Linked DNA regions of Homo sapiens: all the other regions are linked to region 1. Evidence: chromatin loops called from intact Hi-C (ENCODE). Cell type or tissue: HCT116. All regions are shown on one strand. Each heading gives the region's core, and the rest is flanking DNA. Links, peaks and the distances in the headings are about the cores only.

Region 1 (4,596 bases), core at 312-4,311:
AGTGGTGGTGAAAAATAATACAACATACAGATTGTTTACAACTGATCTTACCCAAAAGATCAAGAAGCAACAGAGATTGCTTAATAAATGAGTTATATAGAGATTACATAGAGTTACACAGAGTTATATATTCTGATTACGTATAATGCTTCCAAATTAGAAACATGAAAATCAGAGTAAGTAAATGAAGGGACTTTATGACTTCTACCATTTTGGTTGATACAAACAGAAACCTACGGGGAAAATATCATCAGTCTTGGAAACTTTTTTTTTTTACTATGAAATTTATGAATGTCTTAATTTGTTATTACTTATTCAACATATCACTTTATCATTAGAATTTTGTTTCCACAAAGGGTGCAAAAGTTTATAGATAAAACTTAGAACCTTATCAGTCTAAAGCTTGAAAAAAACATGAAGTGGAAGCTAATATACAGAAGATATTTAAGAAATAAGTTTCAGGAAGGGTGAAATACAAGTAGACAAAGCTAAGGCTTCCGTGCCTGAGACAGAACTAGAGGTCGTAGAAGAGATGGCAGCACTGAGGGAAGTTTAATGTCCAATCCCATCCTCTATTTACAACTATTTAACAAACGATATATTAGTCCCTGAGGCTTCCTACAAACCTCTGTACTTTCTAAACACCTTTCAGTGGTAAAAGCAAAGTATATCATCCATCCAATATCTATGATTAAAATTGATATGGAAGAAAAATTACCACATAATAGAGCTTTTTAATCACCTACTGTGAAAAGACAAAATTCATCATTACATAATGGCACTGTACTTGTTCAACTTCCTCAACTATTTCAAACAGCAGAGAACCAGGAGGAAGTTTTTTCTTTTTTTTTTTTTTTGTAAAAAAGCCTTTAAACAACAAAAATAAATGTCAAAAAGGTCACGCAATAAAACTTACAGGGAAACTTACAGGAAAGTCCCTTTAGTCTGCAGTTAGAGCCTATTTACTCTTGGACACTGTTCTAAATATTGTGGTTATCTGTTTTTGATAAAACAGAGATTTGAAGCTGCCACCTAAAAATGATGGCGAGGGGACTGGGCACCTTTTTTAATTTTCCATTTTTAATTTAAATTTTGTTAGATACAGGAGCATTGACAGTAGGAAGAGAAAGCTGGCACTGATAAAAAGAGATGGAAAATCCATAAACACAAGATACCGGCAAAAGGGCACGACCAGCAGACCAAAGTAAATTGCCCCACATGCCACAAAAGCCCTTGAGAAAAAGAACACATACAATAACTGATGTTAATAAGACCAACCGTAGCGAAGAGCGGCATATTCCAAATCAAAATTCAGAATGGCTAAAGAAAATGAGAAAAAAATGATACGCATGCTCTTAATCTATGAGTAAACTAAAAATCACTCACCAACAACACAGGTAGAAGAGGCATTCCTCCACCAACAACTTTGTCATTGACATCTCTTTGTGCTGTATGCAACAGACAAAGTAGGTTTTGTTTTGTTCCTGGGTGTATGATTCTTTCTGCTACAACTCAGAAGCACCGTCCCAGAACTTAATCATTCCACAATAGGCATTCTCATCTAAAACCAGTGTGCACAAAATATGAGTATTTTTCACCATGGTCATACAACAAGTATACAGGCCAGACACCCTCCAAGCAAGTCAATGTTATCTTTTAATCTCTTTCCTCAAGTTAAATCTGAAGACTCTTGTTTTCATAAGTGAGACAGGGTCAGAAGTAAGGTTAAAAATTAAGTATAGTATATGAAGTCAACTTATAATATTAGAGGATAAAACTTTGTACAGTAAAAGTGGCAAGAATTGCAATCCAATGGTAGGTCAAAAACCAGATACCTAACAATAGTGTAAATGACACTAACCCTTCAAAGCTAATTCTGAACCATGTCCACATGATCCAGTCTAAATCCATGTATGCAGCATTGGCTACAGCAATCAATTTCCAATTCTACCTCCTCTTGAAATACCAAGTTAATATTAAAACTGAGCAGCCCGAGGTACCTGATTGAGTAATCACCATTAGGGACTTTAGAATACTCAAGAAAAGAGAGTATCATGAGGAGGGGTCCTTGGAGACAAGAATGAGCTGCTACAGTCATAATATATCAATTTGGACATTTCAGAGTTAGAGAAGACCTGTCACAAAACGATGCAATGCACAAACTGGGCCAATGGGATCTTCTACGTGGTATCCTCAAGGAGGGTTCGTATTTACAGGACTGTACAACTGTCAAAATTGAGACAGCAACAGGGCAATCAAAATTCAATCATAATTCAGTATGTGGGCAAAAGATTACCCACATAATGGAAAATTTGAAAGACAAAAAGAAGAAGAAGTAGAAGTAGTAGTAGTAACGGTAATGGTAGTAGCTCTAACAAATCTGGTTACATTCCAGGGGAATCTTCTTCAGCACCCACCTGTTACCCTCAAATCTTGAAACATTTACGTATAAAAATCAACCTGAGCATGTGCAAGAAAATAGCTCTATATTGCCCCCTAGTGCTGGCCAGTGCCACTTCTCCTTGGGCTAAAAACTACAAGTAGTTCCTCTACTTCTAGTTACTTCCTGCTGCCATCCTTAACATAGACCAACCCCCAAACATAGCCTAATCCTCTACCCACAGATTAGGAAACAAGCAGCAATTTTTAGCATCATGCATCTTAGGAATGGAAATGGCCCAGCCTCAGATGGCAACAGAATGTGTGTGGCCTGGCTTAATGAACTCATCTCTCCTGGAGGTGTGAATCTACTTGGGTAAAGTGGCCTATGACCACATGCTGCATGACAGCTCTGGGACCCTTACAAAGTGATGATAGCATGGGGATCACAAGAGAGAACTAAAAGGAAAGGACAAAGAGAAGCACAGGTCAGCAAAGAGATTCGGGCAGATGCCAAGAGAGGCTTGATAAGACAAGGCAATAGGAGAAATGATATGGGACAGGAACAATAAAAAACAGAAGCCAGGAAGCCAGGAATATTGTGCATTGTTGTCATTATGGAGGAGCTTGGCTAGTAAGAAGCAATATTTTGAACTGGACATTTATTTTACATGAGAAAGAACAAAGGTTGGTCTGATGTGTTTCCTGCACGGGTACAGCTGGTGCTGTGGCTCCTTTGATCACTTTCCCCCAGACCTCTGCAGCTACTGTGATTAGAGATACATCCCTAGGCTGCCCTTTGATCAGCAGCTCAAGGAGCCTGCAGGTGCCATGTGGCATCACATTAGCAAGTTGTAAGAAGCACCACACTAATATTAGCTGATAAATGTGATACTATGTCTTGCTGCGCAACAGCAAATACAAATAACGTTTGCAAAAGTCGGCAGAATCCTTATTTTATCTACTTTTATACCCTAAAACTTTCTGTGCTTTCTTAAACATGAACACTTCATAGAGTTTAAATTCAAAGTTGAAGTCTTGAAACACCCCAATATGAAAAGGAAAAAAAATCACTCTGACTTAAAACTATAGCACATCCTATCTTAATTTTGTAGGTATGCCACTTGTGTTCATTTTGCATGGTTAATCAAGTGACAGAATCCTTGCATTCTGAATAGATGATATACAAAGCAGTAAAAACATGTATATTCCTTTTCAAATTACAGTAAGAGCCACCATTTGTAAACAGGGCGTTAAATATTCCAATTTTAGACAGCCTAACATGAACATTGTGGTTTCATGTGCAGTATAAAATTTCTATTTACAAAGTATTCTCAAAAATGACTTCATAATGGTAGATGAAGAGAAAAAGAGTTTAGAAATTGAATGATGTAAATCATATGGGTTCAGAGGCTAAGCAAATTACACACCCTGAAGCTGCCCTGGCTTTATGAAAGGAGCCTTTCTCCAGCTCTGTGCAATCCCAGCCCAAGGGAACTTGCATCTGAGAGTTTTCTAAACATTTCAGGTACACTTGAAAGCTGAAAGTAATTCTCATTTCCTATGCAGGATTAAGTCGTTTCCAGCACACACAAAATAGCAGTCATTCACCAACACATACAAAAACACACCACCAGAAAGGTAAGGACTTCAGAGTACAAAGGCAAGTTTAAAAAACAAAAACTAGGGAGCAAGAGAAATACACTTTTTAATTCCTCTAAAAACGACCACACAGCCTCTTGACCTCTATATTTCCTATCTACTCATTGATTAATTGATGACTTCGACCTAGAGTGCTTCAATTAATGCGGCTGATATATTTCCTGACCGACCCCCCTCGCCCTCCCCAAATCTGAGTAAAGTCAAACATGCCAAGGCTCATTCATTTTGGATTCGTTTTTAGAGGCAGTTCTTGAACTTCTAACTTTAGCAATGAGCGAACCTGCAATGTGCATTTGAAATGACGTTCACAATCGCTCCCAGAATGTCCTCACTCAGCAGTGGCACTCACGTTGCCCTCTTGGAGCTTTGTGGCAGCTCCCGAAGTTGCAAACTACACTTAACCTTTAACAGTCCATGCCAATGAACGCAGCGCACATTTGCATGTAATGAGAGACCAAAGATACCTTCACAGTCTGGTATATATCACATACCAACGCACAATGCCAACGTTAACACACACAGCGAGAAACAAGCAGGGGGAGAATGGGGGAAAGA
Region 2 (4,596 bases), core at 189-4,188, 800 kb before region 1:
TTATGATGCAGAGTCACCTTTTAGCTATCACTGCAGAGAAAAGTTATCATGATTCACCTTGTCTTGAGAAATTATCAGGTATGGGAAGTACTGAGACTGAATATTATTAGTACACAAGGTGGATTTGCAAAATTTCCACCATTGGAACTAGAAAATAGAGGATAAATACTACACTCCTATTTTATCTGAACTGATATGCATGAGTCAGTCAAAAATTAAATTCATTTCTAGAAAATGTTTTAGAATGTCTCATCATACAACAGCCACAAGATTCTCTTTAAATGTTGGCTTCAAAATGCAGATGAGAGATAATCATTTCAAACATACCTCTAGATCACTTGGTGATTTTCCATTTTCTTGTTCTACTTCTTCTCTAAGATGCCTGAAAAAGTTTGATTTTGGCTAGTTGTCTGTTTTCTCCATTTGTCCTACTGTTTGTCCTTCAGTATTTATTCTGCCTCTTAAGACTCTTGGTTTCCTGATTTCTGGTAGTGACCTGATCTTGTGTATATTTCAAACTTACAAGCACACATTCACAGGAGTTAGGACTCTGCGATCAATTGATATAATATTAATAGGATGCTTTTTACTGAGCCCCATGATTCTCTGTATCTATTACATTTTTCCAATAGATTTCGGAACCAGAAATAGCTTACAAGTTAACGAGAAGTCTTATAAACAAATCAATAATCACAATACATTCTAATAAATGTATGATACATGTTTGATCTAAGATTTTCATTTTGTATAGGTCGATTAAAAGTGACTGTTATAATATTTTGTGCATACTTATAAATGGGACTCTACATATATCTAAGCCTGTGCATCTCCTAAGGACCAAAGTATCATATGGAATTTCTTCCCAGATATCAGTAACAGAATATTAGGGGCAAAAGAAACTCAGTATTTGGATGGCTTCTTGAAACTACTCTCTCTGGTATTGTAATTGGTAGGGGTCAGATTTACTGAAAGTCAGAGAGTATCGATTGATAAGAGTACAAAAGAGTAACTAACTATGGGCATATTCATTAGTTAGAGCTTGGGAGTGGCTTTGCTGGGTTGTTCTGGTTCCAAATTTCTCGTGAGCTTGCAGATAAGATGGTGGCCCGCACTTCAATCATTTTGTGATTTAATTGAGAAACGATGGTCCACTTCTCAGATGGATAATTCACATAGCTGTTGGCAGGAGCCTCCATTTATGTTGGCTATTGGCAGGAGGCTTTAATTCCTCATTGTCTGTTGACAGGAGATCTTAATTCTTTGCTTCATGGGTTTCCCCATAGGGTTTCTTGAGTGTTCTCATAATATGGCAACTGGCTTCCTTCTGAGATAATGATCTGAGAGAAGGAGAACGAATAAAGGATGATGCCACAGAACACAGTCATTTTCACAATCTGCAATTATTTACACAACTTAGTCTGATTCAACCGCACAAGAACATGGAGTAGGGAAACTTTGAAGGCTATCTTGGAGGCTGGCCTACCTTAGTGGGGTTAGAATAATGGCAGGGTAGAAGAGGTATATGAGTGCAATATGCAAAAAGATAGGGATTTACATGAATAGATTTTTATGGTAGTAAAGAAAAACTGGAAAAAATACATAGAATTCAGATTGGAGGCTTGCCAGAAGAAAACTATAAAAGGGAAGCTTAACAAGTTAAGAGGTTACTGGAAATAATTGTCGTTGCTATTGGGAAAAACACCCAAATCTTTAATATTGTTTTCAAATCGTCACATGGTCCAAATATTAGCTTGCTGTTAAAGCCCCATCTCCTAGGATGCTTCGGTATTGCTGTCTCTCTATGCCAGACACATTGATTGGCCTCCTTGAAGATCATTAAATAAGTATGTTCCTGCCTTTAAACATGTGCCCTACATTTGGAATGCCCTTTCCCACCCCTTTACCTAATTATCCTCTATTCAGCCATCATACTAAGCTCAAGCACCAGCTCCTTCAGGCATAACCTTTGGTCTCAGGTTGTCTAGCTATTTTCTCGTGTATGACTATATCTATTACTGTCATCATCATCATCATCATCATCATCATCATCATCATCATTTCAGGGACATTTTTAATGTTTTTAATTATACAACTGTCAGTGTCCTTAATCTCTAAACTAAAGTTTAAGCTATATAAGAAAAAAGAATCACATCTGACTATTCCATGTGCCAAGCACAGTGTCTGGTAAATTAGAAGGACTTAGTCATTTTTCATTTAAAGAGGCAGTTAGTCATTTCTCACTTCAAGAATAAATACACTATTCCCTGAGATAGATGATAAGGATACGAATTAGCATGATGGTAAGAAGGTAGAAAGTAGATGGCACATTCAAAAAAGATGTTAAATCAAGGCCAAGGCATGAAGGAAACTGAGTCATCAAGAATAATGATAAATATCTGATATTTTAAAACTGAACAACAGCAAAAGATTATAGGACAAAATAACAATATAAAATGAAGGCGTTAACTTTGAGAATTTTATTAATCAGACCCCAACCAGGAACACAGAAAATACACTGTGTTAATTTCTATGTATTGCCCTTACCTCCAAATTGACCCCTCAGTGCCTGCTCTGAAGTAATGGACTGATTGCTTTAAACATTTCTCTTTAAGCACAGCACCATGTTAAGCTTTGTCAATAGAGGGCACTGGAGTCACATTACAGAAGGAAGGGGCTTCTCTTTCCAGTTTTGGCTGTTTTGCTTTGGATTTTCAGCCCTCTCTGGCTCCTGCTGCAGTCCTGCTGTGTGGGTGTGTAAGAACATTCAGTGATGCCTTGTCCAGCCACACACCCAGAAGGCAAAATCCGTCAGTGACCTCATAGGCCCTGCCTAAGCCCTATGACTACCTTCCCAAGGCTTCTTATCTCCACCCGAACATACTGACACTGCATGCTCCAAGCCCATAACACCCACAGAGTGTCCAGATTTCCTCTGTGTACTTGCCGACCAACCTGGCTTGCCAGCACCCTGGAGGTTTATCTCTTTCTTGTGTGATGAATGCAGACCAGCTTTGTCCCAGCCAACCTAACAAACTTCTCTGCTATTCCATGAGCTGCAAACATGCTTTCTCCAAGATGAGAACTCAGCCCTGAAGAGGGTCCCACCTTCTAAGTTTGTCCTTCCTTTGAAAGTCAGCTTCAGCATAGGGTTCCCTTTAGAATTGCTTCTGTATCTTTATAGTTGCTTTCCTATCATAGTTTAATAATTATTTCATATTAAATTCCTGTTAAATTTACGGCGTGGTTTATCTTTCCTAGCAAAATTAAAGAATATTACCAACTTACTATGAAAATAAAGAACATTTTATGCAGGGAACTGGTCATGCAACTCTGAAGAGCTGAGAAGCCAAATGTAGGCCTCGGAGGCAACTCATAAATTAGCATCTACAAGAAGTTGCTACCTTTTGAAGTCTGCAGGGACAAGAGAAGAGGCAGTGTTACAAGGGCCAAGATGACACATTGGAAGAAAACTATGTCCAACTCTCTGGCAAAATCTAGAGCTACAGAGGAGAAGCCATTGCTATCAGAGTCCCTGTCTGGCTTTTCCTTTTCTTCATCTGACAATTTCCTGTAGGTGGCTCCCATTGTTTGAAACCAGCTGGCAACCAGCTTACAAGGGAACCCAAGAATGCATCTCGGAGACGGCCATCTGCAGAACACTGCAGATTAGGAGGAAGCTGAAGAATGGATCCCAGAGCAAAAAGACCAAAGACTGGCAGAGATTTACTCAGGTTTATGCATTAACAACCAGCTTCCCAGGAGAGCAATGCCCTTTGTTGTAATGTTTTTCTGCATTTCTGATGTAACTATTCTTACTATGGGTGGTTTCAAGAAGCAAACATGAACATCACTGGACCCTAAGTCTGGAAGGAATGCACCTCAGCACACCATGTATAGTAGTTCCACTATATTCAATGAATTTTTTTAAGTATAGATATTGGCATCTTGAAGAAACTGCTTGTAATGATCAGCAATACCATTCATTTAATAACAAAATTTCTTTAAAACTTCAGAAGCTGATATCTAGATATTATAATGAAAGCTAAACAATTCAAAAGCAACAAGTTAATCCACAATTTTAAAGTATGCGTGGTTACAGAGGACATGCTCCTAGACACTGATAGTAACCAAAGAGAGGAGGGTAAAGGGGAACCTGCTTGTGGTTGTTTATAGTTTACCTGCTTCTTCTGAAATATTATTCTCAGCCCTCCATGCAGACATAATCTGGGCAAGAGATGAAAAACAAATATGGCAGGGGCTGCTAATTTCACTTTTGATTGATATAATCAGGAGGGGAAAGCTAGGCCGTTTATTTTTCTACCTTCTAACTGTTACTTTATTCCCTTACTCTGGAGATGGAGGCAAAGAGAACATCTTCTACTCCTAAGTGGCAGAAAATCTCTCAGAAGGTTATTTTGCATATGTATCAGAGTCACCATCAGAGCCCTTTCTAAAGGTGAACACCACAGGGTATGGTGGCTCAATCCTGTAATTCCAGCACTTTGGGAGGCCAAGGCAGGCGGATCATGAGGTCAGGAGATCGAGACCATCCTGGCTAAAATGGTGAAACCCCGTCTCTACTAAAAATACAAAAAT
Region 3 (4,596 bases), core at 166-4,165, 190 kb before region 1:
AACATTTTAACATAGACATAGTAGAGAGGGAAGACCATCTGAAGACACAGGAAGAAAATGAACATCTACAAGTATAGGAGAGAGGTGTCAGAAGAAACCAAACCTACTGACACCCTGATCTCAATTTCTAGCAACCAAAATTTTGAGAAAACAAGTTTCCATTGTTTAAGGCACCACTGTTTAAGTCTGTGGTATTTTGTTAAGGCAGCCCTAGAATGCTAATACATGCCATCAACTTCTCCACTTAACTATTATAGGAGCAAACAAAGGATAATATTACACCATGTCTGTTCAATCATTCAACAAGCATTTATTTAAAAACCTGTAAGGGCTCACACAGGTGCAGTGGCTCACACCTGTAATCCCAGCACTTCCCGAAGCCAAGGCGGGTGGATCACTTGAGGTTTAGAAGTTCAAGACCAGCCTGGCCAACATAGTGAAACCCCATCTCTACTAAAAATACAAAAAATTAGCCAGGCATGTTGGCCACGCTTATAATCCCAGCTACTTGGGAGGCTGAGGGACAAGAATCACTTGAACCCAGGAGGCGGAGGTTGCAATGAGCCAAGACTGGGCCATGGCACTCCAGCCTGGGTGATAAAGTGAGACTCTGCCTCAAAAAATAAAAAATAAAAAAATAAAAAATAAGGCAAATGAACAAAAGTAAAAACCTGTGAGGTGAGCACTATTAACAAAACAAGAGAAAATGCTTGCCTTTGTGAGAAGCCAAGTATACTGCATCATAGAAGAGAGTTTTCTCTTGCCAAAACGAGAATCTGCTATTATGAATCACACAAGTAACCAAACAAGTATCACACAAATCCTGGTGAATGTGGACCAGAAAAAAAGTGAACTTAGTATGTAAGAATTACTGAAAAACAAATATATTTCTATTTTTATTAATGAAAAATAACTGGCAGCCCAGGAGTTCAGACAAAATCATAGCCATAGGAACAAGCTCAAGACAGCAAGTTTGGCTGCAAAAGTTAAGTTTTCTTATTGACTTTTCCACTGTTCTTTTCAAAAATCAGTGTTTTACTGTTTTGTATTTTATTATGGCTACCTTAAATATTTTCTGCACTTGTTAACATCTTTCCCCTTTTTTAGAAAAAAGAAAAGCTGACTTCCTGTTTGGAATAGTACTATCTGAACTACTTATAATTTCACAATCAGTCATTACTTACCTCTAAAAAACCATAGCTTGTCATTTTATTAGGATTTTTGTGGCCAGTGCAATTTTAAAAACACACTTAAAATGAATCTTCCTTGGACAAATACACACATATAAATGTTTACCTTGAGTAGCATAGCAACTGTTGCAAAACTATTAGGGCCTACAAAGATTTATGTTGCAACTTTCCCAGTCAACTGCATATAGTACACTTCAAACTGATAAAGTTTTCAATTCATTCATACCTAACAAAAGGTTAGGAATGCAGATTAGGTTTTATTGTCGGAGTTAAAAATAAAACAATATTATAAAATGATCAGGTGTTTAAGAGAAGACAATAAATGTCCAGCCTTGGGTAACATCACTTCTTAAAGGTGTCTCCAATCTCATTTATGTAATGTCAAACTGATATATTGTACAGAGGTCTTACTTTTAAAGAGCCTAAGCAGCAGACAGGGCATGCAGACACAAATGCCTGCCAGGAACAACTCACGGGAGGTTCTGTAAAGACACAAGAATGTCCTGAAACAATTCATTTAAACACGCTTCTTTGCCTTTCCCTATGTTCTTATCCGAATTCATTCAAAAAGTTATCTGGGTCATGTTTTTAAATTATTTTTAAGCCGGCAATGAAAAGCAAATGCTTGCATTCCTACTCAAGAACAGATGTTTTAATATGGTGTGAGTAATGCAGATTATATATTTAAGTGAGAAATCCTAGGGAAGGTGGCCAATTATATTCACATCAAGGCTTAAAATTGAGGGGTTCTTATTCAAAGAGCATGACAATTGAATAAAACTTGACATATCTATATAACCCATCACAGCAACAGTCCAGTATGAAAAGCGTATGAGCCAGCATTTAAAAGCAATACATTTTAAGGCTCAAACCTGCAACTGGCCTTCAAAGGCCATGAGTTTCATGGTTTCAGAAAAACCCCGGAGAGCAGAAGTCTTCCTGAGAAGAATGGATATATGAAAAAAGAGATGGCTAATTTTGCCCAAAGTGTTGTCTTAAATAAAAGTAATGTTTATTTACTAAGTAGACCTTCTTACCAACTTGATAGATGAAACAACTGCTACGGACTCACTTTTCCCGTCATCATGAAACTGGAGAACCATTACTATCTAACCAGATTTACAAACTAAAACACTGTTACTCTCAACACCTTCTCACCTAAAGCACTGGTGGTCTACAAACTAAAGAAAAAAATTCACCCTAGTGCAAGCACTTTAGATTTGAAGGTCTCCACAGAAGTCAACTCCACCACAGAGCAGGCTCATTGTTGGCTGGTGAGTCAGAGTCAATACACAGTTTCCCACTTCCTAGGTCAAACTGCGGGTTATAAGTAATAATCAATGTGGAAAACTAGAATTCCATGGGATGACTAAATAACATAGTACTAAGAATGCTTTCCACAATGGCATCTGTGGGAAGCCAAAATTAAGGTTTTTTTTTTTTTTTTTTTTTACTAAAATTTGAAAAACAATTCCTCTGAATAAACAATGTGACAGGCCTTAAAAGCTAAAATAACGTCTATCAGTGGCAAGTGTTTGACAACAAAGTATCGCAGGAATTTTTTTCCTAATCTTATATTGAATACTTGTGGATTTGCTTTGTTATAATACTCAAGATAACGCCTAACAGTGATGAACTTCCAATGAAAGAAAATGTAAACTAAGAACTATTGGAAGAAAAACACACCTTCACTGCAAAACATGAAAGAATATATACCTCAAACCCAAAATCTTTGAAGACACTTTCTTACAGAAATTTATCCTACAGTACAATATTTATTCAATGTATCACTCAACCACCATTAAGGGAAATCGTGGAATGTTTTGTGGAAATCTAGCTCAGGAATAGTGGCTATATTGGTAGACATTGTCAATTATATGTTCAATAAGTTAAATAGTTGGATAATACACTCAACTTCATTCTAGCTTTGTATGTGCCTTGAGTGGAAGGCCTTACTTTGGAGTAAGAAATAAGGGTACAGAGTTATTTACTTTAAAATGTCTTGACAGTATAAAAAGAGTGTTAAGTAGCTGAAACTGAGAGGGCAACAGAAAAATCCCCCAGTGAACTGCTTTGAGGGGAAAAATGAGCTAATTCAGGGGAAGCCATTAGAATGTATGCAAAGGTCAGCAATGACCCCCCCACATGGCTGAATCCAATGGTCTGTTTTTTCAGTCTTACTAACTGACCAATCAGTGTGTGAAAGTGGCTTTTCACACACTGTGCTCTGCAGATTTTCTTTTACCTAACAAGATGCTTCTCCTTAGCTCTGAGTGCTGGTTCCTCCTTATCACCTTCTTTTTACATGCTGGAGTGTCCCAAGGATCTCTGCTTGGACCTTTTCTAGTTTCTGTCTACATGCTTCCCCTTGGTGATCTTCTATAGTTTCAAAGCATTGCATATCATTTATACGCGGACTACCAGAAAATTCCTATTTCTTATCAACACATTATTACCATTTCAGTAAATGCCAATTCCGTAATTTGCAGTCGTACTTTGCTCCTCTCTTTTCTGTGCTACACTCCATATCCCACATCAAGTTATCTTGGCTCAATCTTCATACTATGTCTGGAATCTGACCATTTTCCCTACTTCCATTGCTGCCACTTTACAATTCAGGCCAACATGTGAAACAGTCTTCTAACTGGTCTCCCTGTTAAACAATGCCTTTGCCATTGTTGTCTGAATTAAATAACAGAAATTTACACATTCTACAACAAATGGTCAATAGAGTATTAGTAAAAATACCAATTACTTTTCTAGAAAAATATCCTGCTTTTAAATTTCAAACTTAAAAAATGGCCTTTATTTTAAACATTCTATAGATTATTCACAGTGGAACTCAATGGAAGGGCTTTGTACAGATTTCACAAGCCTCGGTTAATGCAGTATGCCTCCTGCAACCTGCCATTCATCCCTCCCAGGTACATTTTATCCTGTCAGAAGGCACTCACTAACTCTCCTACTGCTGACAATGCAAACAGTACTCTCTTCTTCAGGGTAGGGGAGGCATACCTACCAGCCATAGAAAATGGGGCGTTTGTCAAAATTACATGGTGAACACCTCATTTATGTGTGTGTCTGTAGGAACAGGTATTCAAAGGAGGGATGATTCCACCTACCTAGGAAAACTGGTATAAGGATTAAGCAAAATAGCATATTTTAAAAATTTAATAAACAATTCAGCACTATACATATTTAGGGATTATCATACACATTTTTATTATATATTTAATTACCCAAGTTGTACCAAGTTTAGCAAAGATAAATAATTATTTTAAAAAATATAGCTCATGATTGATGTTGGTCTGTGTTACATGGAGTGGCATGACCTCATTAGGCAGCGTTCAATGACATCTCCACCCAACATTCTTTCTAGACTGATGTGGCAAATCAGAGCTTGTCC
Region 4 (4,596 bases), core at 447-4,446, 280 kb before region 1:
CAGAGCTTGCAATGAACTGAGTTCATGCCACTGCACTCCAGCCTGGGCAAAAGAGTGAGACTCTGTCAAAAAAAAAAAAAAAAAAAAAAAAAAAAAACTAAGACAACCCCTAAATTTATTCGTTGCAAATGCATGGGTTAAAAAATAAAGTAGCACCTAAAAGTCACATGAAGAAAGAAGAAAATAAGTAAATTTAACAATAATCAGCATGCATTAAACCACAGAGTAAAAAGAATGAGGGATAAACAGAAAATGTGTAAGAAAAATTAAGCCAGGAACTCATTATTATTGTGTGCAATGATCCCCATTAGGCCCTTCCTCATGATGAAATAAGAGTTCTGAGCCATAAACATCGCAAATACTAAGAGATGCAAAATGTAAAATTAATGGACTGAAAGATTCTTCTCATTTTTGTTACTAATGTAATATTTTCAAATATATGGCCCACGCTTTCTTTTTTTTTAATGCCTATTTTCTTTCCCTGTTTATAAAATAGCATGTGTTTCTGGTAGCATAATCTTTGGGACAGAAATCAATATACAGTCATTTTTGTTTTAAACTAAAAGATAGTTTAACAGATGTTAAATAGCTCTGACAGCATTTCTTTAAAAGTTCAAACATGAGAATATCATTTTGCACCTAATTTAAGAGGCCACAGAGGAATCAGAATCTTCTATCTCCAAATATTAATATATTTATTGCAGTTCTTGGAGATACTTTAGGTTCCATGCTGAGTACCTGCAATCCAGTGCTTTCAACCTAAGCTTGCTGTCTCCAAAACTGTTCATAAAAGAAAAATTGGATTGGTAAAATTATATTACAGGTGTTTTATTATTCCATACTATATTCAGTAAGGAGACAGTTCAACCTTCAAATCAATACTGCTCAGAACAATCAAATTATAAAATATCATCTTGATGTTGGATAGCTCAAAATATGCTGTTATTTAATTCATTTAAAAGGCTTTCCAGATGTGATTTTTCTTCTAAATTGCTGTCAAAGTAGTTATAAAATATTTTCTTTGAATAAGGCTAGCATGTAACAATACCTCAGTACAAAAGATTTGATTTGTTATATCTAATTACATTGAAAGTATTTTGTAACTAATTTTGGTTCCACTGAAGATTTTTATACCAAAAGAAAACGGTGGATTGAAAAAAAATATTAGCTATATTGTGGTTGCATCTTAGATTGTCAAGAATGATATTCTTGGCTGGGCATGGTGGTGCAGGCATGTAATCCCTCCACTTCGGGAAGCTGTGGCTGGCGGATCTTTTGAGCTCAGGAGTTCAAGATCAGCATGGTGAAATCCCTTCTCTACAGAAAATACAAAAAATTAGCTGGGCACAGTGACATGCACCTGTAGTCCTAGGTACTTGGAAGGCTGAGGCAGGAGGATCCCTTGAGCCCAGGAAATCAAGGTTGCAGCGAGCCGTGATTGCACTACTGCACTCCAGCCTGGGGGGCAGAGCAAGATCATGTCTCAAAAAATTTAAAAAGAAAGACATTCTTAACACAAAATTCTCTTCTATGCCCCTCTCATTAGTGCCCTTTTTACTATGTACATTTTCCAATTTCATTTCTGAGACACTATTGGGTCTGGGATTTTCCCCTAGTAAACTTGTCAATGTTTCATGGATACTGGCAGAAGAAACAAGTCTCCTGGGTCAGAGACAAGCAAGTAGCACAGCAAGCAGCATGAGCATCAAGTCTGCACTGATTCCCCTACCCACCAGGTTCCACAAGGGAGGCACAACAGGCCAGGAGGATACCAAGCATGCAGTGGGTTTGCATCATCACAACTGACAAATGGGAGCTTGGGAAATCTACTGCTTTTTGAGTAAGCACAAAGCAAGCCTGAAGGACAAATGCAATCCTAAGAAATGCTTCAGGTTAAGAAGACAGGTCAAGGTCTTGCATTTTTGGCATACCCAGCAAGTATGTACAAGGACGCATGGGGCTGAAAGAAGATTGCCTTGCCCAACTGATGCTTGAGAAAATTTTGGTTTAAAGAATTTTCTGATCAAAATTGATTTCTATTCATAACAAGAAAATCTATTTATTCTCTCTCTCTTTCTCTGTCTCTCTCTCACAAATATGCATGCACACACACGCGCGCACACACACACACGCCTTTTACATTGTCTTAAACTGATACTGAAACCTTAAATAGTAACCCCCCCACACCACCTGTTCCCATGTCAACCAGAAACTCTGTGGTGATAAAAGTAAAGATGGCTTTTTACACTTATTCATTTCTCTGCTTATAAATAAAATGCTATGTGGACTAGGTATTTTTGTAATGTTGCCAGCTGTTCTTTAGGACTGAATTGAGGTCACTTCATTCTCCATAAGATATCAAAAACACAAATAGCTATAAATTTTCATCATTATGAATATAAAACATAGTTTTCAATGATGAAAGCTGATACAGTTTAAAACAAAACACTGGTTGTTCCTTATTCATACAATTCTAAAAATACTTTTACAAATTAAAAATAAAGTCCTGAATTATTTTACCATAGTATATATGTACACATTTTTACATTTATTATATCATAAAATGAACATTTTCCTGTGAACTTTGGGCTAAAATATATATATTTTGGTTCTTGATTTTATATGCCAGCTAGGTTCTTAGGATTACTGGTTTGTACTTTTAAGAATAACATGTGAAAAAATAACAGTGAATTTAGTCTGACCTAAGCAGGAAACAACATTTTGTTTCAGATACCTTATTTTCAGCTTATTAACCCATATTTTTTGTTTTGCACATATCTCTCTGCAGCTCCACTTGCCTTTAAAGTGTATTAGAAAAATGGGATTTATAAAGTGTATGAGAGAGAATAAAATTGTATGTTAAATGCTAATTTTTAACTTCAATACATGCATGTCTACCACAAGCTTTAGAGCCTGAATAACATTTAACTAAACATAAGTGTAGCCAAGCATTTCAAAAATTATAACTGTAGCTATTATAGAAAAGTTCTGGAAAATAACCCAGATAAATGTACCCATTAACGTATATTATTCAAAAATGTTCTTTAATCCTAAGAAAGTATAGATCATTTTGTTAAAGTGAGAAGCAAAATCAGAGTTAAAGAAAATATTTTCTATAACTTTACCCTAACCATCACTTTATGAAGTATAGTGTTAATTTCACTAGACTGGGGGAAGTACAAAATAACACCATCTTTTAAGTAGTATTACCTCTTTTCTTTGTTTACTGAGGGTTGCTCTCAACTTACTCAGAACACATTAGTTATGCCACTGTGTGTTGAGGCTAGAGAGAAAAAAAGACAAACAAGATCTCTGCCTTCAAGGAGTTCACATTTCAGGGATAGAAATAAACTCATAAACCAGTTATGATGTAGAAGGTGATAAGACACCTGTAAAGTGTTATTAGCAGCCACTATGTACAATTCACTCCGTGGACTTGACCTCCACACTACTTTTAAAGCAAACACCATTTAAAGGTACATTAAATTTTCCAGAATATTCAACTCCAATTAAGTTGGCTTAGTCTATGCTTTTCTTTATACTCATAGTTGTACACCAGCAAGCCACAGCTTTTTTAGAAGTATGTTGTAAGAAGTCAATGGTGACCCCAAAAAAAGCAAAGTCAAAACTGTTACAGTCCTAAGGGTTTAATGTATAATGTGTAACTTTAACGTTCTGATGTGTGATTCTTAAAACAGTAAGAGAGATTGATAATAGCTGATAACAATATTAGCTACAGTTCATTGAGTCTTTATCCTGTGTTTGCACTATGCTAGTCCTTTTACCTGTTTTTTCTCACTTATTCCTTAAAGCACTGCTATGGAAATAGATACAACTGGGACTCATATTTAGAAACGATCCTAGGCTAAAAGAAATCAAGTAACAAGCCTCCAAATTTACAGTAATCCTGAGGAGCAGGATTCAAACCGAGGCTTCTCTTTCTGAGCTCAGAGATTTGTTCACACAGTCCACTAAATGGATATCTTTTTCTAAATGTGCCAAATGTTATTCCTAGGCATGCTGTCTTTTTCAAGTTTGATAATTCACAGTCACTGGGAGGGGGAAAAGTGTTGCCTGTGCTCTTTAGAGTCAAAAGTTGCCTTTCAGGAAGAATATGCTTTTCATCTACATGAGTTTGCCAGGACTACCTTAATAAACTGTCAGGAACTTGGTACCGTGAAGAGCAGAAATTTATTGTCTCAACATTCTGGTGGCTACAAATCCAAGATTGATGTGTCAGCAGGATTGTTTCCTCTTGAGGGCTGTGAGGGACAATCTGCTCTGTACCTGTCTCCTGGCTTCGGGTGATTTGATGGCAATCTTTGGTTTTCCTTGGCTTGTAAATTCCTGCCTTCATCTTCACATAGCATTCTTCCTCTATGCATATCAGTGTCCAAATTTCCCTTTATAATAAGGGCGCAGTCATATTGGATTGGGGCCCACCCTCCTGTATTATAGCCTCATTTTTACTGACTACACCTGTAATTACCCTGTTTCCAAATAACATCACATTCTTAGGTACTGGGGGCTACAATTCAGTGAGTCAATTCGGGGAGATGCAATTCAACCCACAACACATACAAAGTAAAGTAAGTG
Region 5 (4,596 bases), core at 435-4,434, 490 kb before region 1:
AGTACGGACCACCTTACTACATTTTTTATTTCATTTTTGTAAACTAAGACAGGACAGCAAAATATGAGCACAAATTGGGTTAGCCACATAACTTACATTTCCTGTTATCTTCTTTGACTCTTTCTTTACAATGACTTTTTTGCTGTGTTGTTGGTAGTTTTATCATTTTTTCCAAAAGCTTTATCTGTACTCTGGACAAGGTATATCAGTTGTAAAAATTAAACATTTATTCAACTATGAAGCCAGTCAGTCTATGGACGCCCTTTAGGCAGGCACTTCGTTTGCATTTAAAGTGTAATTAGAGAGAAATATGTTGAATTTTAAAGCAAGTATATGAAAAGCTTTTCAAGGTTTTTCAAATCTGGATAATATAATCCAGGAATTGCATTTAAAATATTTGTTTTATAGGAGAAAGGATGAAATTCTAGCTTTGACTGCACAAGGAACTCAGGATAATTAGGGAGAGAGAGCTTGCTCACAGTTATCAGAGGCATACAACTCCCTCACTGGTCTGATCTCTGCTGCTCCCAGCTCAGACTCATATCCCTCCTTACCCTCCAAGCTACTCCAAATAAGTAGCAGATCAGGGACAGCAAAGCATAAGTTATATAGACATGCTTCTACAAGAGGCTGCTTCCCCCTGACCCAAACACTCAGGGCCCACAAGAAAATGTGGGGTTTTTAAGATCAAATTAGAAGGAAGCCATTATCCTCAGCAAACTAATGCAGGAACAGAAAAACAAGGACCTCATGTTCTCACTTATAAGTGGCAGCTGAACAATGAGAACACATGGAGACATGGTGGGGAACAACACACACTGGGGCCTGAGATGGGGAGGTAGAGGGAGGGAGAGCATCAGGGAGAAGAGCTAATGGATGTTGGGCTTAATACCTAGGTGATGGGTTGACCTGTGTAGCAAACCACCATGGCATCTGTTTACCTATGTAACAAACCTGCACATCCTGCACATGTACCTGGGAACTTAAAATAAAAATGGAAGAAAAATGAAAAATAATAAAGTAAAAGGAATGCAGTGATAGGAATATCATGAGGCATTAAATGCAGGGATAATAAAGAATGATTTTTTAAATAAGAAATTTTCTTCTTTCTAGTTTAATGTATTAAAATGTGTTTATATAATTGTATATTTTATTGTTATATTACTGTGTTTTTCTGCATCACGTTTATAACATGGCTAAACTACATTATATCCATTTGTAATAAAAAATCTTACTCTGCTTTGTTATAGTATTAACTTATAAGTATACATTCAAGCTATAAGTAAATTACTCAGAATCAAAAGCAATTTGAGCTGGGCGCGGTGGCTCACACCTATAATTCCAGTACTTTGGGAGGCTGAGGCAGGCGGATCATGAGGTCAGGAGATTGAGACCATCCTGGCTAACACGGTGAAACTCCGTCTGTACTAAAAATACAAAAAATTAGACAGGTGTGGTGACACGCGCCTGTAGTCCCAGCTACTCAGGAGGCTGAGGCAGGAGAATCCCTTGAACCCTGGAGGCAGAGGTTGCAGTGACCCGAGATTGCACCACTGCGCCCCAGCCTGGGCGACAGAGCGAGACTCTGTCTCAAAAAGAAAAAGAAAGAAAACGAAAATTCTTTTAACCCTCATTTACCTTGCATTTCTATAATTGTAAAACATAGAAATATTAACATAGCTATTAGAGATTATTCAGTGTTGCCTTGAGGCTCCAGTTAAAACAACAGAAATGAATACACTCCTCAAGTTTTAAACACAATGAAATGTTATGAACTATTTTTAAGAGAAAAATCCCTACCTACTTGTGTAACAAATTATTGCTATGTGTTAATGATATATGTTGACATAGCTCATATATAGCACATACATTGAGCAATAAATATTGAAATGTTTTCTTTATTCATGCTAGCCCTTTTCAATCCATTTTAAACATTTAAGGGGCTTTGTCATAAAATAATTTTTTATTAAAGTGAATTGTATATAAATCCCATTTTGCAATGACTATTTTTTTAAAAGACAAAGAAGAGAATGATAAATGAGCTTTCTGCTATTGATCTATTCAGCCACAGGGTGTCATTCTTGGAGTACAGATTAGCCTGTCTAGAAGCAATACTCTGGCAGCAGATACCAAACACCATATCATATTCAGTATGTTGAATACATAATGAAAGCTCCTGACTTTTAGCCTAATTTAATACTTCTTTATACTCAGCAAACTACATCATTAGACATTTTCCAGATCTGTTTTGTAATTTTTAAATTATCTTTAGAATAAAAGCATGAAGACAACAAACAAAATTTCTAGTGGACTCAACCTCAGTGAATTGAATTAGATTGCTAGTCTTGGGAAGATAGTGAGAGAAAATATACAATCGGTACTGCTCTCTTATATTCAGAGAGAGTTATAAGGAAAAACAACGAAGTTGACAGATAGCCATACTTATAAAAAGCATTTTCCCTTTAAAAGTTATTTCCATTTATTTCATCAAACTAATAGATTATATCGCACCAGTACATGGCTCAAGAAAACTCCAAACATGCTTGGTATAGCTATTTTATGCTGAATTTGCAAAGCGTTCTAGGCCGAAAGTTAACATAGACTATGGAACTATAGTCTCACCCAAATCAGTTTAAACTTGGCACCAAGTATCCCACTTTGTCTTCTCCCACATTGGGTACAACTCATCTGAAAAAGGGTAACTTTAACCATGGTGCATAAGTCATGAAAATGGCTTGGAAAGACCTCATTAAAATGGGGCCAGATAAAGGTTAAGAAAAAGGTGATATTAACCTGACACTTTGCTTCTCTCTTCTTTAATCACTGGTAATGTGGGGACACTTAAACCTCTATCATAAACTTAGATGGAAATTCCCTCATGCCTACTTACATTGCTCCCAGCCCATCATCATGTGTAGAAAACAGATCAATGTTTTACTCCTTCATTCAGAGAGCTTTTTTCAAATATGATCCCATAATAGAGAGAAAACCAGACATGATTCACGTACTCATGCAGCTTAGTCTCTAGTGAGTGAGAGAGACATGAATCAACCACGCAAGTAAGACATAACATTCCAATGTGGTTAGTGCTAAGAAAGAGAAACACACCACAGTGCTACAAATGCTTATTTAATTGGGAATTTTACCCATGACTAGAGAAGAATTTCCTGAGTTAGCCAGGGCAGAGCTAGGGTATGGTCAATGAGTAATACTAACCAATCAAATAGAGAACAGAGAGAGATCAAGTCTGGAGCCTGTCAGGAAGACAGTATCATGAGCTCCAGTAACTGAAGAGGTTCAGGTCTCATCAAACAGATGGTGAAGACAATGTGGTGGAAAAGGCTGAAATGGTAGTCAATAAGTCATGTCAAGGATTTCGGTCTTTGCTTTTTGGTCTTTATCCTAAGAGCAAGAGGAAGCCGATGAATGTTTCCAAGCAAGAGAAGGATGAGGGAGGGAAAAGTGTTGAATATTCTAAGGTGCAGATTTGCACTTTGAGAAAGATTATTCTGTTTAGGATGCAAAAGGAATTTTTAGTGGACAAAGGTGGTTCTTGGAAAACCAGTTACAAGCTAGAAGTTGGCGGCTTGTATTAAAGAAACAAAAGTTAAAAATCGAAATAAGATGGACTTGAGACATATAGAAAGGAATTCCTTACCTATCTAGGGATTCTGTGTGGGGATGAATCTTTGATTTCGTCTCATTAATGGCTGGTGAGACTCCATTGTACAAAAAAAAGTTGATTTAAGGGACTACACCTGACTGGGTGCAGTGGGTCACACCTGTAATCCCAACACTTTGAGAGGCCAAGGTGGGAAGATCGCTTGGGCCAGGAGTTCGAGACCAGCCGGGGCAACAAAATGAGAACTTGTCTCTTCCAGAAAATTTTAAAACTTTGTGAGGCATGATGGCTCACACCTGTAGTCCAAGCTGCTCTGGTGCCTAAGTCGTTCAACATCACCCCAAGAAAGGTAAAAGGAGGTTTCCTGACTTATGGTCACATATTTCAACTACTCATTCATATGTTTAGCTATATATCACCACATACTCCTCTAAAAATTATTATAACAATTTAGATTTTTACCAAAAAATGGAGACCCAATTGTCCCATGTTCTTGATACCTCTGAGCAATGTCAATCTTTTTTATCTTGACTTATAAAACTTGGTTTAAAAAAACTTACTCTCTTGTCATTTCCTCAATTAGGAAGCAGTTGAACACATTTTCACAAGTTTGTTAGCTATCTTTATATCTTTTACATGAATTGACTATTTTCATTTGCCCAATGCTAGCACAGTGTTTGACTTTTTCTGAAAGATTTATAAAAGCTATAGTTTTTATGTTTCGTTGCAAATTATCTTCCTGTTTGTTTAATAAAAGCAAGCTAAGGACCTCTGCTTACCCTCAAACTGTACTATCTGTCACAGCTTCTGCTTCCTCACGATTTTAAATTTCCTTATAACTTCAGCTGGTTCATGGCCACTTAGTCCTATTGTCATCTCTATAGGGTTTTTGTATTTAGAAGATAAAATTACAAGACAGCCAATTAAATTTGAACTTCAGATAAAACAACACATATTTTTAACTGTAAGTATGT
Region 6 (4,596 bases), core at 437-4,436, 290 kb before region 1:
CATATGGCCAGGACTTCCACAGTGTATTAAACATCTTCTTTGGACAAGAGAAATTTCACTGAAGCAATGAGTGTAGAAGTTATTAGCATGAATTGAAGACTGATGCTGGCACACAAATAGGGAGACACATCAATATAATGACCTAATGAATCTAGAAATAGCTTCAAGAAGTTATGGAAAAGTAGATGTGATAAAAGTTGCATTTCAAATCAGTGAGCAAAGTATTTAATAGAATTGAGACAACTATGTAGCTATTAGGAAAACATTAAAGTTGGATGCATAATTAGAAACTCTCCTCAGGTTTATCAAGATTTTAACTGTGAGGAAATAAAACAACAAAAGATAGAGACAAAAGCAGGTAAGCACTTTAAAATATCATCTCAGAAATCTTCCAAGTTTGATACATAAATTCAACTAAAATAAATGATTTTTCATTAGAAAAGCATTTGTCATAAGACAGATGAAATTGTGAGAAAAATCATTTGCAATACATATCATAGACAAAAGGCCAATACTCCTAATATATGAAGACTTCTTGTAAACCAAAAGAAAAATAAAGAATAGTATATAGTATGCTTTCATCTGTGCAAAAAAGAATACAATATATGTGGAATATCTCTGGAAATAGATATAAGTAACTATTGCCATTGTCTGTCCCTACGGATTGGAAATCGGTGATCAGGGGTTCAGAAATTGAAAAGGGCTTTTTCACTCTATAGCCCATTCCACTTTTAAATCATGAACTCTATTAATACATTATCTATTTGTAAATAAATAAGCAATAATTGAATTAAACACTTTTATTTGTAACAATTATATAAAAATATAGTTTACATACTTATTTAAAAACTAGTAACATTATATTTTAATCAGGATTCTTGATGCTTGCTACCAGACAAACCCCAAAATCTCAAAGCTTAAGAGACACAGGGTTTATTTCTCACTCCATAGAGACTGATATGTGTTGGATGGCCCTAATGTAAGTAATATCCAGCCATTCGGAACATGTGCCTTTAAGACTGGTTGCATTAAAAGAGACTCACCAATTCTAAACTATCCCAACCCAGACCTGACACAAGTCATTTCTGCTAACAGTCCATTGGCCAGAACCACTAGCATGGTTCTCACCTGACAACTGCAAGGAAGGAGGTGAAAGGAAAAGCATGGATAGCATATCATGACTTGCATTTTTCACACTGCAGCAAATTCATTTTTAAATAAAGGTTTTAATAATTAAAAAGCCTCATATTTGGTATAACCTCTTTTTGTGTGCTTTTGTTTTCACCTTGTTAAAAAGGCATATTAAATATTCCCAATGAAGAATTACATCTATGAGACCTGTGGGGTGTCATAGAATATCTAGATATATCCTCTCCTAACTTTGACCTTGCATAGAAATATGGGCAAATATACTATTGGCCAATCCAAATGCGAATACGCTTTGACATTTTTAAGCTTAGTCATTTTTTAGCTTTTCCAGGTACAATTAAACAATTGTAGTCTACACAGTCATTAACCAAACAGTGTTTGGAGACAGATGAGCTCATATTATCCATTTTGTCTGCATCCTTCAGCCAACTTTTTTACATGTACAGCCCATGAAGGCCACTAAGTGTGTTCTACATCCACAAATTACAAAGTCAAATGGGAAAGCCAGTGCAATGTTCTGCTATTTTTATCCTGGAAAGAACTGTTTGTATTCATGCTTAATTTTTGTCTCTTAGTTCTACTCCAGGTCAGTTTTTGTCAAACTATATTTTTTCACTTTCCAGCAAGAAAAATGAGGTCTGCTTCTTAAAAGTAAAAAGCAGTGGAATATGTTACTAGATGGCTTCTGCATTGTTCATTTAAGTACTACGCGATGAAATATAGACATGATTTAGCAGTGTAATTTAGTTTCTCATCATTCTGTGTAAGTATTTACTTATGAGAAGGATTCCTATAACCAATTCTGAATAATGCCAGCTGTCCAAAAGAAAGACTCAGGAGACAAGACAGAAATTTTGGTGACTGGGGGATTACTCACCAGAAGACATTGATGAACATTTCATTTCATTGAGGAACACATTGATCAACATTTCAGCAGAGAAACCAAAGCAAGTATATCATAATATGTCATTTTAATAAGCCATGACACCAAATGCAAGAGCAACATGCAGATTGGGCGTTTTGTCTCTTACAACATATGCTATTTTTGTTTACCGTTAGTAAAAACACCACAGGGTCAGGGTGGGGCTGTGGCGAGTAAAATGTTGAGTTACGAGCACACCCTACTGGTTTGGTGTGAGATGACAATAAAAGACAATAAAAGGTTTCATAGGTGTTTTGAGGTGTGTGTGTGTGTGTGTGTGTGTGTGTGCGTGTGTGATTATGGACATAGCGAAACATACAGTATTCTGCAGTTTTAATATTATACCAAAAAGAAGAGTGATATGTATATTGGATAGATGAGAGATAAATAGACGTATTTGAACAGAATGAAATCCTTTTCTAAAGTTTATGAATGCCTTGATATGCCTTATTTCCCCTTTTTACTATTTTTAAGGCTCTTTTAACTCTCTCCACTCTCATTTAGTTTCTGAAGACTTGGCATCCCAAGGAAGACTCTTTTGAAGTCAATTTCCCTGACCCTGGATCCACAGAGCCACCTGCAGATGTCACACTGAAACTTTGCTGTTGACACACCACCTGTTTTTCCTTGTTCTCCTTCGGTTTTTGCTTTCATCAAGAAAATTCTTCAAACAGCTGGGTGATGCCAATACATGGAGCCCGCTGGGAAGTACATTCTTGTTCCACACTAGAAAACCAGACTTAATTAGTCAGTCACATTTAGAGTACTTTTTCTTCTCCATGACGACTCTAATCACGTTAGCCATATTTGAACTGGAAAATAGCAGTGTTTTCAGCCACACATGATGAACACAAATTTATGTTTAAATACAAATATTAGAGAAAGACAAATAGGTTGACATAATTATGTGGTTGATTCTCCTGTGGCTAGAAAAAAAAATAAATGTGCCACCTCATCACCTCAGTCTTCCTCACTGAGACCTGTTATCTAGAAAGGGGATATTCTAGGGGATCACAATGGCGAATTAGTGAGTTTGGGGAGTATTCTTTTGTTTTGCTTTCTTTTTTCACTCAGGAAGAGTGAGTAAAACCACGTGGCTATTTTTATGTCATGACTTAAATACATCTTCATCGCCAAGCATTGAAATTTCACTATCACTGTGTTCCTTGGGTATAGGCAATATGGGGTTAGTTACTAGTAATTAAATATCTATAAGTAAAGGGAAAAAGAAAATCAAATCTAACATTCTGTTTTTATGTAATCCAACCCTTTCTCTTAGACATCAGAAAACTATATGGACACCATGATAAACAAAGGAATCCCTTGCCCAACTCATATGTATCTGGCCTAAAAAATAATTTTGTGACCAACTATTATAGCTCTTCTAGGATATTAAAATAGTACTGAGAAAAGCTTGTGTAGGCACTAAACTTAAACAATTTGACAACGTTTGCCTTACATTTATTTTTATTTTTTTGGCTCAAAACTAACTATAACCCAAAGAATTTCCAATCACATTAATCTTTCAGTGGCAACATTCCTTAATTTGAGGCTTACTCTTTCTAAACTTTGACTCACACTATGTTTTTAACATTGAAATCTGATAGACAATTGTGTCAAAATGGCAAGGTACATTCCATGTGTCCAGGTGCTGTATCTATCTTGAATTACCTCTACGAAATGCAAGATGCATTTTGCTACCAGATTAATCTGATAAAGCAGACCCCAATCATACCATTCAAAAGCCTTTAATGGCCTCCCAATTACCTACACCTGCAAAATTGGAGTCTAAAGCCTCATCCCAACTTGCAAAGGACTCTTTAGCCAACTTCTCCACCTTCATTTCTTACCATTCTCCTTTGGGCATTCCTGGGTTGCAAGCTAAGTGAATTATTTTTGACTTCCTAAAATATTCCTCTTCCTTCCTCTGTATAGCTCTCATGCTAGGCAAAAAATATTATTGACCAATTCAAATTCCTTCCAAGTGACATGTAATAATAGTGATGATGGCAATAATGATATGAGTAGTGGCCAGCCTTAGGGAGGGCTCATTATGTGCCAAGCATTGAAATAACCAGTTTCTACATGCTTAAAAGAATAAAAAGACATAGTTCTCTTATTCCTCTTGATAACCCTAGGTGGTAGGTTGTGTTGCTATAAGAACCTGGGATCTATACCTTACAAGTAAACGAGTGCAGATGGGAAACACTTTCTTTTTCATGAGTGATTTCACAAATGTTATAAACCGACTTTATTCAGATTTGTCAGGCAAAATTCTTTTCGGCTGTTTTTGGTAGAAATGACCAGCCACCAACAATTTTTAGCTGTTCACACTTCTGTAAGCTCAGTGAAGCCTAGCTCTCTGTCTTCTTAGAGGTTCAGGCACCACCAAGCAGGAAACCTTCACTTTAACCAAAGTGAGAGTCCAGAAGCAAGATTATGTTTACCTTAATACCAACAACTGGAAATCTGAATTTTCTCTGGTGCTGGCTAGACACAATGCGATTTTAAAATTATAGCTAGGA
Region 7 (4,596 bases), core at 367-4,366, 670 kb before region 1:
AGTTACACAAAGTCCTAAGGGTGCAGCCCTGCTCCGCTCCAATAGAATTAATGTGCTTGTTCTTTTTTTTTTTTTTTCTTTTTGAGATGGAGTTTCACTCTTGTTGCTCAGGCTGGGGTGCAGTGACTCGATCTTGGCTCACTGCAACCTCTGCCTCCTGGGTTCAAGCGACTCTCCTGCCTCAGCCTCCCGGGTAGCTAGGATTACAGGCATGCGCCACCACACTCAGCTAATTTTGTATTTTTCGTAGAGCTGGGGTTTCTCCATGTTGGTCAGGCTGGTCTCGAACTCCCAACCTCAGGTGATCCGCCCACTTCACCCTCCCAAAGTGCTAGGATTACAGGCGTGAGCCACCATGCCTGGCCTAATGTGCTTGTTCTTATAAGAGACACTAGAGAGCTCCCTTTGTCTTTCTCCCTGCCCTGTGAAGACATAGCAAGAAGGGCCACCATCTGCAAGTCAGAGAGAGAGAGCACTCACCAGGACCTGAGACAGCTGGCACCTTGTTCTTGGACTTCCAGCCTCAGAACTGTGAGAAATAAATATCGGCCACTTAAGCCACCCAATCTCTGGTATTTTGTTATGGCAGCTCAAACAGACTGAGACACTGAGATTAAATAATATAAAGGGATGTGAAGATAAAAGCATTTGAAAGACTCAGAAATCAATATTTTTTCACTTTCTTTACCGCATTGCAATAAATTCTCTCAACTCTTGTTCTCACTGGAAGGATATGAAATATCCTCATAATGTACTTGAATAATTATAAGATAATTGTGCAGATATGTTTTGAAAATATCAGATTTCAAGGTGAGCATTAACCTTATCATGAAAAGAATTTTCTTAATTTGCAGCATTTAAACTTTATTCTAGTTATTTACATTGACAAAAAACAATATCCAAGAAATTCTGAGCCTAAATCATTACAGTTGCCACCTTGCCATTTTTGTTGACCAAGTTTATTAATGCATGGGGATTGTAAGGGTAAATTAATCTACTCCACATGAAGTGGGTCCTGATTCAAGTTGGCAAATGTTCAACAGGATTTTTCATGGAGGCATAGATAGGATAAGAGTACCAGTAACCATTCAAATATTCAAGCATTTCTTTTTCAATTAGAGCTGTATTCTATAATTATCATCAAGCACTTTTAGCACTGTGTTTGCCAAAGGAATAGAAAGAACAACATTGCTGACAAATGTCACTAGGTTTAGAGTCCATTAATGAGCTTTTCTTAGAAACTGGCTTCTTTCAACTTGATCAGCTATGTCTCTTCTGATGATTTAAACATGGCTTTTTAAAGCTTAAAATCAAAACCTGGAGGTATAGTATAAATCACTGAAATGCAAGTTCTCGTAAATTGCATATTAATGGTTTAAAAAAATGACATGATTATTCTGTCTGTACTAAAGAACCTGAGAGCCTTTTCCATTTTACTTGTAGATTCTGTTTTTTCCTTTGGCTTGTGTCCAGTTAGGCCATGACATACATGAATCATCATTCCCTATAGACAAAGAATTTGCCTAAGCTGGAAAGAGAGATAAATACAGGGATGATGTCATAGACCAGAACTATGTCTAGAAAAAGATGAAGGGGATGGTTTCATTTTGCTTTAACATAATTTGACCTAAATATTCTATCACAAATTTTATTAGACAGTAATATAACCACAACTTTAAAGATAAGAAACTGAGACTTAGAAATACCTAATTATTCCTCATTAATACTGCTTATTAATGTTGATGTTAGAGTTAAATGTTAAGTCTGTCTATCTCCAATGCCAATGTTAACTTGCTTCTTTTATATAAACTCTACATGGAAACCGACCTCCTCGCTAATAAGAGCCTAATGTTAGTAAGCATTCTGTAACCAGATAGCAGGTCCCTGGGAATGTGGCAAAATGTGTACATTAAAAAAAAAAAAACATGTTCAGTAAAATTGACAGAAAGAAAAAAACTATTTTACCGTCTCATTTTTATGGCCATTTCATTTCAAGCCTTCTAGTATTTTTGTCCCTAGCTACTTGCAGCATCATTAGACAGCTTAGATATGGGAGCAGATCTACCAGCTTGGGTATGCTGGCTTCCGGGAAAACTAACCCAGCTCTAGCTGACGCAATGCATTAAGTATGGGGAACAAAATAGTTTCAAGCAAGTTGTCAGTGAGGGTCTGAGATAAAGTAATTGGTTTTCCAGTAGATGGCAGCAAAAGGAAAACATGGAAGGCAGTGTGCCTGAATATGAGCAGCTGGGTAGAATCAAAACTAGACAGGTGGCAGATTCAAGATCAAAAGGACATGAAATTCAGGGCACCAGTCACCAGGTGAGTTGACAATTATGAGTAAAGGAGAAAACAAGACCTAATAGGAAAATGGAGTAGTAAGTGTTCACCATCATGGAAATTATGTTGACCAAATTTCAACAGCAATTGGAGATCAGATTTGAGGATATCTACAGTTACAAAAGTAATTTCAATATTTAGCAGCAGATAAAAAGCATATGTGACTTGAGTCAATACCAAAGCATAAACAGTTATAGCTGATTAAACAACTCTTTGCATAGCAGACGCCAGGTGGTAATTGAATACCAAAGTGAGGTACCATCATCACACACAAACTGTAATTACTTTCTTTCCTTAATTCTTCTGTTGTTCTAACTCCATGTCCTCCCACCAATCTAACCATTCTCCTTCACTTTGAATTCTTCTTTCACCATTCTTCTCTCTTTGCACCAGTTCCTCACCATATTCTTGTGGTCATCTTGTATTGAAATGTAATTTATCATGGTAACAGGTAATTTGGGCAGTAACTGGATAGCCCAGGAGATTCTGTAATAACTGAACATTGGTAGAAAAAAGATGGATATACTTGCCCTTCTTCGTGCTTCAAATAATGTTCTCTAATTTCATGTCAATTAAACTGTGTTGTAACTGTTACTCAGTGATGAGCCCTTCTGTTAAATCATAGAAATCTTCCTACCATATCAGGAGATGAAATATTAACCTAAACTAGATGAACTATTAACCTAAACTATAACTAAGAATACTTAGTAAACATTATCTATCTGTTTAGGAAGTTTCTAGCAAGATAAAACTCTATCCCTTTATTCTTTGTTATTTAGGGTGGTGGGTGGAAGGCATTCAACTGAGAAGAAACCTCCTAAAAATTAATGTTCTCTTCTCCATTTATTTAACATGTTTCTGTACTTGCATTTTAAATATTCTGCTTGCCACTTCAGAATGAATAACACATGATTATGCAATCATACAGTGCTGGTCTAATCCTAGTAAGGTGCATGTAAAGTTCATCACAATGTAAAGTGATCAGCTTTACATGGCTGATGTATTTACAGTCATGATTTACAAACATGACACTGACTCTTATCAATATCAATGATATGGAGGAAATCCAGGGCCTTGGATTCCACATTTTCCTCAATGTAAGTGTGTTTTATTTGTTTGTTTTTCTGTTTGTTTTTGGAGAGCCTCCAAATGTTTAGATAACATCCACTGAATAGACGTTAAATTTCAAATAAAGTAACTGTGACATTTCCAAACAGTTTTTGAGTATGTGACTATAAATACATGATAAACCCTAAAAATAATAGTTAATTCATTTAAAAAAACTAATGATAAACATATCTTTTTAATCAAATTCCATCCTAATTTTTTTTAAATATTTGCTATATTGAAATGATAGTATATCTAGAACATTTAATATATTTTTCTCTTTCATCGATATGCACATACCCTGGCTGAGTTGATTAGTTTCAAGCCTAAATAAACATAGCAACATTTTTCATACCTTGCAGCAGGGATCAACCAACTTTTTTTCTATAAAAGGCCAAATAGTAAGCATTTCATCTTTGTGAGACAGACAGCCTCTGTTGCAATTACTTAACTCTACAGTTGTAGTATGAATGGCAGCCACAGATAATATTTAAATGATGGACATGTTATATTAGATTGATGCAAAAGTAATTGCAGTTTTTGCCATTAATAGTAATGACAAAAACCACAATTATTTTGCACCAACCTAACAGTACAATAAATCTATCTTTACGAAATTTAAGCACCAGACTGGATTTGGTCCATAGGCTGACCCCTCCACTGGAGTTTCTATCTCTTACTGTTTTTGACCTTAAATCACCTCCCATAACTTTATCAATGTTATATGCATCTATATAACTTTTATCATCATATGGAATAGTTGTACATATTTGCATCCCTGATATCTTACTAGGCTTATATAAGTGTTTGTGGTCATCTGGCCTACTCTTCTCTTCCAGTTTTACAGATAACAATGTTGGGACTAATGGTATGTTTAAAAGAAGGGAAAAACTCTATCTCCCATAACCATTTTTCTTTCTCCTCAATTTTCACATAAAACAGTCTCTTGGAAGACCAAGGCCATTTATAAGGTAATGAAAATGATAAAGAAATAATACCGGGTAGTCACAAGAGAATGGAAAATTCCAGGCAACAGGTTCACATGACTAGCAAAAGGAAACTGTTGAAATAGCTGCAGAAGTTAAGGGCTGATAAAACCCTGAAAAATAGTGTGGGCCAAGCTGGCTAAGATGGACTCGACCCAACATG

What was found. Peaks named below come from ENCODE experiments on the same cell type or tissue, not always from the same donor. Only the 100,000 strongest peaks of a DNase experiment are listed, where the experiment ranks them.
Region 2: a loop joins it to region 1, with 5 times the contacts of the local background. A loop is called at or near these places in 10 of 110 quality-filtered maps.
Region 3: a loop joins it to region 1, with 2.0 times the contacts of the local background. A loop is called at or near these places in 31 of 110 quality-filtered maps.
Region 4: a loop joins it to region 1, with 2.8 times the contacts of the local background. A loop is called at or near these places in 8 of 110 quality-filtered maps.
Region 5: a loop joins it to region 1, with 17 times the contacts of the local background. A loop is called at or near these places in 48 of 110 quality-filtered maps.
Region 6: it touches region 1 in a loop (4-fold over the local background); 14 of 110 quality-filtered maps call a loop at or near these places.
Region 7: it touches region 1 in a loop (19-fold over the local background); 10 of 110 quality-filtered maps call a loop at or near these places.

Annotation. Positions count from the first base shown.
Region 1 is chr4:156,966,185-156,970,780 of GRCh38, forward strand. The region is part of intron 1 of PDGFC (platelet derived growth factor C); the gene reads right to left. Among named protein-coding and RNA genes, the nearest start is that of PDGFC, 3.3 kb to the right of the region's middle. In HCT116, for the core only: a CTCF peak has its summit at 2,500 (motif pointing left); a DNase peak (open chromatin) is centred at 2,507; H3K4me3 peaks cover 605 bases; H3K27ac peaks cover 654 bases.
Region 2 is chr4:156,166,459-156,171,054 of GRCh38, forward strand. No RefSeq gene overlaps it. Among named protein-coding and RNA genes, the nearest start is that of CTSO, 210 kb to the left of the region's middle. In HCT116, for the core only: a CTCF peak has its summit at 2,647 (motif pointing right); a DNase peak (open chromatin) is centred at 2,653.
Region 3 is chr4:156,777,487-156,782,082 of GRCh38, forward strand. All of the region lies in intron 3 of PDGFC (platelet derived growth factor C), which reads right to left. Among named protein-coding and RNA genes, the nearest start is that of LINC02272, 140 kb to the left of the region's middle. In HCT116, for the core only: no CTCF peak of the experiment used is centred there; a DNase peak (open chromatin) is centred at 2,475; H3K4me3 peaks cover 471 bases; H3K27ac peaks cover 2,042 bases.
Region 4 is chr4:156,690,382-156,694,977 of GRCh38, forward strand. No RefSeq gene overlaps it. Among named protein-coding and RNA genes, the nearest start is that of LINC02272, 50 kb to the left of the region's middle. In HCT116, for the core only: no CTCF peak of the experiment used is centred there; no DNase peak of the experiment used is centred there.
Region 5 is chr4:156,473,403-156,477,998 of GRCh38, forward strand. No RefSeq gene overlaps it. Among named protein-coding and RNA genes, the nearest start is that of LINC02272, 170 kb to the right of the region's middle. In HCT116, for the core only: a CTCF peak has its summit at 2,084; DNase peaks (open chromatin) are centred at 2,099 and 3,139.
Region 6 is chr4:156,675,144-156,679,739 of GRCh38, forward strand. No RefSeq gene overlaps it. Among named protein-coding and RNA genes, the nearest start is that of LINC02272, 35 kb to the left of the region's middle. In HCT116, for the core only: a CTCF peak has its summit at 2,267; a DNase peak (open chromatin) is centred at 2,338.
Region 7 is chr4:156,292,606-156,297,201 of GRCh38, forward strand. No RefSeq gene overlaps it. Among named protein-coding and RNA genes, the nearest start is that of CTSO, 340 kb to the left of the region's middle. In HCT116, for the core only: a CTCF peak has its summit at 2,189 (motif pointing right); DNase peaks (open chromatin) are centred at 1,485 and 2,146.